Regions from separate parts of the Homo sapiens genome. Here region 1 is linked to region 2. The links are chromatin contacts, found by Hi-C or POLR2A ChIA-PET in ENCODE. All regions are on one chromosome and are shown on one strand. The core of a region is the stretch at or near the end of the contact, and the rest is flanking DNA. Distances in the headings are between cores, read along the strand shown.

Evidence for each region. Hi-C counts contacts between places; a loop is a spot of excess contacts on that map. ChIA-PET counts read pairs that join two places held with the same protein, here RNA polymerase II (POLR2A). Pooled maps may share reads with other maps.
Region 1: a loop to region 2 is called in a map of PC-3, with 4 times the contacts of the local background. The contact joins two enhancer-like sites. A Hi-C loop is called at or near these places in 6 of 168 maps with a recorded cell type or tissue (CD14-positive monocyte, GM12878, HepG2 and 3 more), 11 of 37 single-sample maps with no recorded cell type and 12 of 50 pooled maps. POLR2A ChIA-PET finds 5 or more read pairs at or near these places in 2 of 52 experiments (AG04449 and GM12878).

What each region holds. Positions count from the first base shown.
Region 1 is chr7:77,452,132-77,455,451 of GRCh38, reverse strand. No RefSeq gene overlaps it. Among named protein-coding and RNA genes, the nearest start is that of GSAP, 37 kb to the right of the region's middle. Within about 2 kb of position 1,816, at least 3 of the 41 ENCODE cell types and tissues checked have a DNase peak (open chromatin) inside an H3K27ac peak, as active enhancers do; they include CD14-positive monocyte, where a contact is called at or near this core.
Region 2 is chr7:77,389,899-77,393,694 of GRCh38, reverse strand. All of the region lies in intron 5 of GSAP (gamma-secretase activating protein), which reads left to right. Among named protein-coding and RNA genes, the nearest start is that of GSAP, 25 kb to the left of the region's middle. RefSeq lists an enhancer at 1-1,152. Within about 2 kb of position 2,319, at least 2 of the 41 ENCODE cell types and tissues checked have a DNase peak (open chromatin) inside an H3K27ac peak, as active enhancers do; they include CD14-positive monocyte, where a contact is called at or near this core.

The DNA of each region.
Region 1 (3,320 bases), core at 567-3,066, 62 kb before region 2:
TGGCAGTGCAAGCCATGGGGTCAGTGCTTGGCAGCTGGAGTGGTGACTTCATGGACCAGCTCTGCAGAAGGCTTTGGGTATGGTTCTTGCCTGGATAGTTCTCTTCCCACCTTTGTTTCTTAAATTAGCTTCAAAGTTGACTTCATACACAGGTAACAAATACTAATGATATTAACAATAACTGACTCTTAGGTAGTGCTTACTATGTGCCGGGCAAATTTCTAAGGACTTTATGTGTATTAACTCATTTAATCTTTTACAAAACTCTAATGAGTTACGGACTGGTGTTATCCCCATTTTATAGACAAAACAGTTACAGGGAGGTTAGGTTACTTGTCCAAGGTCCAATGACTATAACTGGTAGCTCTGAAACTCAAACCTAGTCAGTCTGATCTAGTTCTTAAGAGCCTTGACTGATACGCGTACTGTTTTGCAACCTAATTTTTTCATGTAACAAAATTTCTTGAGCATTTCCATGTCATTAAATATTTATTTAAGCATTTAAAGTAGCTGTGTAATGTTCAATTATAAGGATGATTCATGTTTTATTTACACAACTCTCTACTGTAGAACATCAAGGAAATCCTGGTGGCTAAACTTTTTTTTTTTTTGAGATGGAGTCTTGCTCTGTCGCTCAGGCTGGAGTGCAATGGTGTGATTTCAGCTCACTGCAACCTCTGCTTCCCGGATTCAAGCAAGTCTTCTGCCACAGCCTCCCGAGTAGCTGAGACTACAGGTGCATGCCACCACACCCGGCTAACTTTTGTACTTTTAGTAGTGATAGGGTTTTGCCATTTTGGGCAGGCTGGTCTTGAACTCCTGGCCTCAAGCGATCCACCCACCTCGGCCTCCAAGTTGTTTTGTTTGTTTTTAATATCCATGAGTTTTTCCTTGGGATAAAGTCTTCAAAGTGGAATGCTAGGTCACGGTGTATTCAAATCGCCTTCCTGAAAGTTTATTCCAATTTACACACCCAGCCACGGAGGGAAACATCCTGTTTTCCTGAGTCCTTATTGACATTGAATGTTAACATTAAATTGTTTTCCTTTGTGGCACTGAAAATGATACATAGTTTTCTTTAAACTTGAAATTATTTAAACATTTAAACATACGTTTATTGGTTATTTGTTCAAAGTTATTTTATGAATTGCCTTTTCCATCACCTATAGAATAAAGCTGAAACTACTTCAGTTCAAAGCTCTTCCAACTCTGACTCAAACTACTTTTCTAACTAATTCTCCTACAGTTTCTAAACATTCATTTGGGACACTCAAGGGGATTATTTTGTTTTCGATTGGACCATATGAATATATATTTTTCTAGGCCAAAAAATTGTTGACTATTGATAGTTTGATATGGTGAAAACTTATAAATCTCCAAAACCTTTGCTGTGACACTACAGTACTTTCCACAAATGCCTGTTGCCCGTCTCTGCTTGGTGAAATCCTGCTAGTTCTTTACAAGGTGGAGTTCATGAATCAGGTCCTCTCCCTCCAATTCCCTTGCCACCCCTCTCCAGGTTCTCCTCTCACCCCCAGCTTAGGCAACTGTAGATCATTTCTTTTCACAATTTCAACTCTCATTCTTTCCTCTCACAGCTGTGGAATGATCTCAGGGTATTGCAGCTGAATAACAAGTTTTCATTTGCCTAGCAGAGGGTGAGCCCTCTGTTGCTCTTCTCTGGCAGAGGCTGTCTTATTTATTTTGGCAGCCTCAGAGACAAGCAAAGTTCCCGGCTTATAGTGGGTGCACAAAAATATCTGTTGAATTGAAGAACTAGTAACTTTAGGGACGAGGAAGTGCCTTATTAGTGCAATACTACTTGCAGTTTCCTTCCATGTTAAATAGGAAGAGCATGTGTAACACCTTCTAATATCTTCTAATTTGGTTGCTTGGTATTTTGTTTGGAATTGGTCCTCCTTATTTTGAATCCTGCATCTTTCTAATTCATCTTTTCCTGTATTTTCAGATGTTGTAATTATATTGCAGTTCAACAGAATTATTTTATTCCATGGTACAATTCCCAAGAGCAAAACAGCACAATTCTCTAACTGGCTAAATAACAAATCAGCATACTTTCCAAGGACTATATTCTGTGTTTTTTCCTTTTAATCAAATCCATCTTTTCTGTCAGTTGGACTTTCAGGAGCTTTTAGTGACTTCTGGGGAATACCAGTGCTATAGACAGTGTAGCTTCAGGAAACATTAAAAGTAAAAATATTTTAAAAAATTCATTCAAAACATTTAAAAGGAATCTTACTGAGACAGTCTTCTGTTTATATAAGGGATACACTGCACAATTAACTTAAGGTATACTTACAGGAAGAAAATCATGAAATTATAGAACTTTAAAGCTAGAAGAGACCCCCAAAGCGTTTCAGTATGTGCTCTTTGGTGAAAAAATACCAAATAGGAGTTGGGGAGAGAATAGTTTGAGCTTAACTTTGGCTCCATATTCCCTCTCCAGTTAATTTGAGTGAAGTTCCAACTCTTGCTCATCTTTTCTACCTGCATATCCTGCCCTAGTCATTCCTGGAATGAGTTCAGGTAGAAGCAGCTGCAATGCCAGGCCTCTTTTGTGTTTATATTCGGGGAGACTGGGCGTTGCTTTATGTATTCTTCATCCCCTCTTTTCCCCTAGACATTTTGCCAGCTCTGGCCTTTTCTTTCCTGCTTGCCCATTAGGCAAGAATGTGCTCAGTATTTTGCCTTTTCTAAGTGGGCTTCTCTAACTAGGAAACTAGTTCAATGAACAGGTCCAAAGAGCCAGAAGAACTGCGTAAGATTTTGTAAAATGTGAATGGGGTATTATAATTTAAAAGACAGATTATAACAAGTGTTGATGAGAATGTGGAGAAACTGGAACCCTCATACACTGCTGGTGGGTTGAAAAATGGTGCAGCCACTTTGGAAAACAGTCTGGCAGTTCTTCAAATAGTTAAGCATAGAGTTGCCATATGATCAAGCAATTCTACTCTTAGGTGTACTCAAGAGAAATTAAAACATATGTCCAGGCCGGGCATGGTGGCTTATGCCTGTAATCCCAGCACTTTGGGAGGCTATGGCGGGCAGATCATGAGGTCAAGAGATCGAGACCATCCTGGCTAACATGGTGAAACCCTGTCTCTACTAAAAATACAAAAAAAATTAGCTAGGCTGGTGGCATACACCTGTAGTCCCAGCTACTTGGGAAGCTGAGTCAGGAGAATCACTTGAACCCAGGAGACAGAGGTTGCAGTGAGCCGAGATCGCACTACTGCACTCTAGCCTGGCGAAAGAGCGAGACTCCATCTCAAAACAAAACCAAAACCAAACAAACA
Region 2 (3,796 bases), core at 1,070-3,569:
CTCAAAAAAAAAAAAAAAAAGAAAGTATATATGTATATATATATGCATGCATGCCGCCGGATTTCATGGGAACATAAGAAAAAGAGACAAGTCAAGCGTGACTCACTTTAAGGTTTTTGGCTAGAACAGGTAGAAGGGCATGTGGGTGTGTATGTGTGTATGGGAGGGGCAGGAAGGAAGAGTTTCATTTTGGACTTGCTCAGTTTGACATGCCTAATAGACATCCCAGTGGAGATGTGAGGTGGAGTTTGGAGATGAGTCAGAAGGCCAGGTAAGAGGTCACGGCTGGAGAGGCACATTTAGGAGTCATCAGTATATGAAAGGTATTGCTCATCATGGGAAGGTTTCATTTTGTTCAGTAAAGATTTCAGATGATGTAACCAGAAAGCACTATAGGATTTATTAGAATGTTTTATTTGAACGAATATTTTGGAAACGTTTATTTTGTCTGTCCATCAAATGGCCTTACAAGCCATTTGATTATAAGATGTGGTTTGTCTCAGGTGGGGTTTAACACTGTTGCTTAAAATAAGATTTTTCCACTGTAGATGAGACAAATTGTACCATTTTTTTGTAAACAGGGTTCTTTGATCCACATACTTTACAATGCAGTTTTTTTTTCTTTTTTTAATCAGTAATGCTCCTTTTCTTGGCTGTAGAGATGGCAGAGTGAATATTTTACTGAGAAAATGGACTTCCATAGGAAACCAGGCTCTGGCTGTCCCCTTCATCCTCCCCTGTGGAGTTGCATTTGCCACAAGTCACAGCAGATTTCCACTGGGCAGCAATTGGGGTGACCATATGGGTCAGGGGCCCCATTGCCACTGAGATTTTCCAGAACTCCCTCTCACCATCATAGACAGTCAAGTGTCACAGATGCTCTGTGAAGCTGTGATTCGGTTCAAGAGCTTGAATAACCAGAGCTCCTTCAGAACCAGGCCATATTGAACTCTCCCATCCTTGTCACCATTTCACAGCATGTGCCTGGATCACACCATGGTCTTTTGCTCACCTCCGTTCTCCTCATGTCATGTCTATCCCTCTGCCTGATCCTGCTGTCTCTCCTTGTGGTATCCAGATATTGCCTGGTCTTGTCTTCCCCTTCAGTGATGGTCTCCCAGTCTCCACTGATAATCTTTTCTTTTTTGAGACAGTGCCTTGCTCTGTCACCCAGGCTGGAGTGCAGTGGTGTGATCTCAGCTCACTGCAACCTCCAACTTCCGGGTTCAAGCGATACTCCTGCCTCAGTTTCCCGAGTAGCTGGGATTACAAGTGTGCGCCACCACGCCTGGCTAATTTTTTGTGTTATTAGCAGAGAGGGGATTAGTCATGTTGCCCAGGCTGGTCTTGAACTCCTGAGCTCAGGGAATCCGCCCACCTCAGCCACCCAATATGTTAGGATTACAGGCATGAGCCACTGTGTCCAGTCTCCACTGATATCTTGATTCTCAAAATTCTTTTTTTTTTTTTCCTGAGATGGAGTCTTGCTCTGTCACCCAGGCTGGAGTGCAATGGTGTGGTCTCGGCTCACTGTAACCTCCGCCTCCCAGGTTCAGATTCTCCTGCCTCAGCCTCCTGAGTAGCCAGCACCGCAGGCATCCACCACCACTTCCGGCTAATTTTTGTATTTTTAGTAGAGACGGGGTTTCCCCGTGTTGGCCAGGCTGGTCTCGAACTCCTGACCTCAGGTGATCCACCCGCCTTGGCTTCCCAAAGTGCTGGGATTACAGGTGTGAGCCACCACTCCCGGCCATCAAAATTCTTAATTTAGCACCTCATAGAATAATGGGATTTTATGGCTGAAAGGGATTGTAGAAGTAATCTGGTTCTTTGGTCTTTCATTTTATTCTGATTATTTTTGAGACAGGGTCTTGCTCTGTTGCCCAAGCTGGGGTGCACTGACATTCTTATGGCTCACTATAGCCTCGACCTCCCTGGCCCAGGTGATCTTCCCACCTCAACCTTCTGAGTAACTGGGACTATAGGCACACACCACCATGTCCAGCTTGTTCTTAATATTTTTTTCATTTTTTTGTAGAGATGGGGTTTCACTATGTTGCCCAGGCTGGTCTCAAATTCCTGGCCTCAAATGATCTTCCTGCCTTGGCCTCCAAAAGTGTTGGGATTACAGGCGTGAGCACCTTGCCCTGCATGTTTTATTATGTTTAATAATGAGGCATTGAGGCCTAGGAAAGCTTGGTGATTTGCTGTGAAGTAAATACCAGGATAATGGCAGAACTGAAACTAGAACTGATGTCTCTAGAATCTTAATTCACGATGCTTCCTTTTTCACTGTGAAAGCACATGGTATGTTATTGAGAGAAATTACTATTTGCAAAGGTTGGCTCTTATTATGCTAGTAGTATTAGTCAAATGTCTGGGTTGTACTTGAGAAGGGAAAAATTAGTGTAGAAAGGTGTTTTCTGCCTTCAAAGATCTTCCCATTTTAAAGGTAAGAAAATCTTGCTGATAGCTGGCTGTCTCCTTTGGGTACAAATTCCTGCTTAAAAAAAAAAGCCAAATATATGGTTATTCTTTTTCTTTTTCTTTTTTTTTTTTTTTTTTTTTTGAGACGGAGCCTCATCTGTTGCCCACGCTGGAGTGCAGTGGTGTGATCTCAGCTCACTGCAACCTCTGCTTCCTGGGTTCAAGTGATTGTCCTGCCTCAGCCTCCCGAGTAGCTACAGATGAGTGCCACCACACCCGGCTAATTTTTTTTTTTTTTTTTTTTTTTTTTTTTTTTTTTTTAGACGGAGTCTCGCTCTGTCACCAGGCTGGAGTGCAGTGGCGCAACCTTGGCTCACTGCAACTTCCGCCTCCTGGTTTCAAGCGAGTCTCCTGCCTTAGCCTCCCGGGTAGCTGGGACTACAGGCGTGTGCCACCATGCCCAGCTATTTTTTTTTTGTAATTGATTTGTATTTTTTTATTTTTTATTTTTATTATTATACTTCAAGTTTTAGGGTACATGTGCACAACGTGCAGGTTTGTTACATATGTATACATGTGCCACGATGGTGTGCTGCACCCATTAACTCGTCATTTAGCTTAGGTATATACCAATGGAACAGAACAGAGCCCTCAGATATAATGCTGCATATCTACAACTATCTGATCTTTGACAAACCTGACAAAAAGAAGAAATGGGTAAAGGATTCCCTATTTAATAAATGGTGCTGGGAAAACTGGCTGGCCATATGTAGAAAGCTGAAACTGGATCCCTTCCTTACACCTTATACAAAAATTAATTCAAGATGGATTAAAGACTTAAATGTAAGACCTAAAACCATAAAAACCCTAGAAGAAAACCTAGGCAATACCATTCAGGACATAGGCATGGGCAAGGACTTCATGTCTAAAACACCAAAAGCAATGGCAACAAAAGCCAAAATTGACAAATGGGATCTAATTAAACTAAAGAGCTTCTGCACAGCAAAAGAAACCACCATCAGAGTGAACAGGCAACCTACAGAATGGGAGAAAATTTTCGCAACCTACTCATCTGACAAAGGGCTAATATCCAGAATCTACAATGAACTCAAACAAATTTACAAGAGAAAACAAACAACCCCATCAAAAAGTGGGCGAAGGATATGAACAGACACTTTCTCAAAAGAAGACATTTATTCAGCCAAAAAACACATGAAAAAATGCTCATGATCACTGGCCATCAGAGACATGCAAATCAAAACCACAATGAGATACTATCTCACACCAGTTAGAATGGCAATCATTAAAAAGTCAGGAAACAACAGGTGCTGGAGAGGATGTGGAGAAATAGGAACACTTTCACACTGTT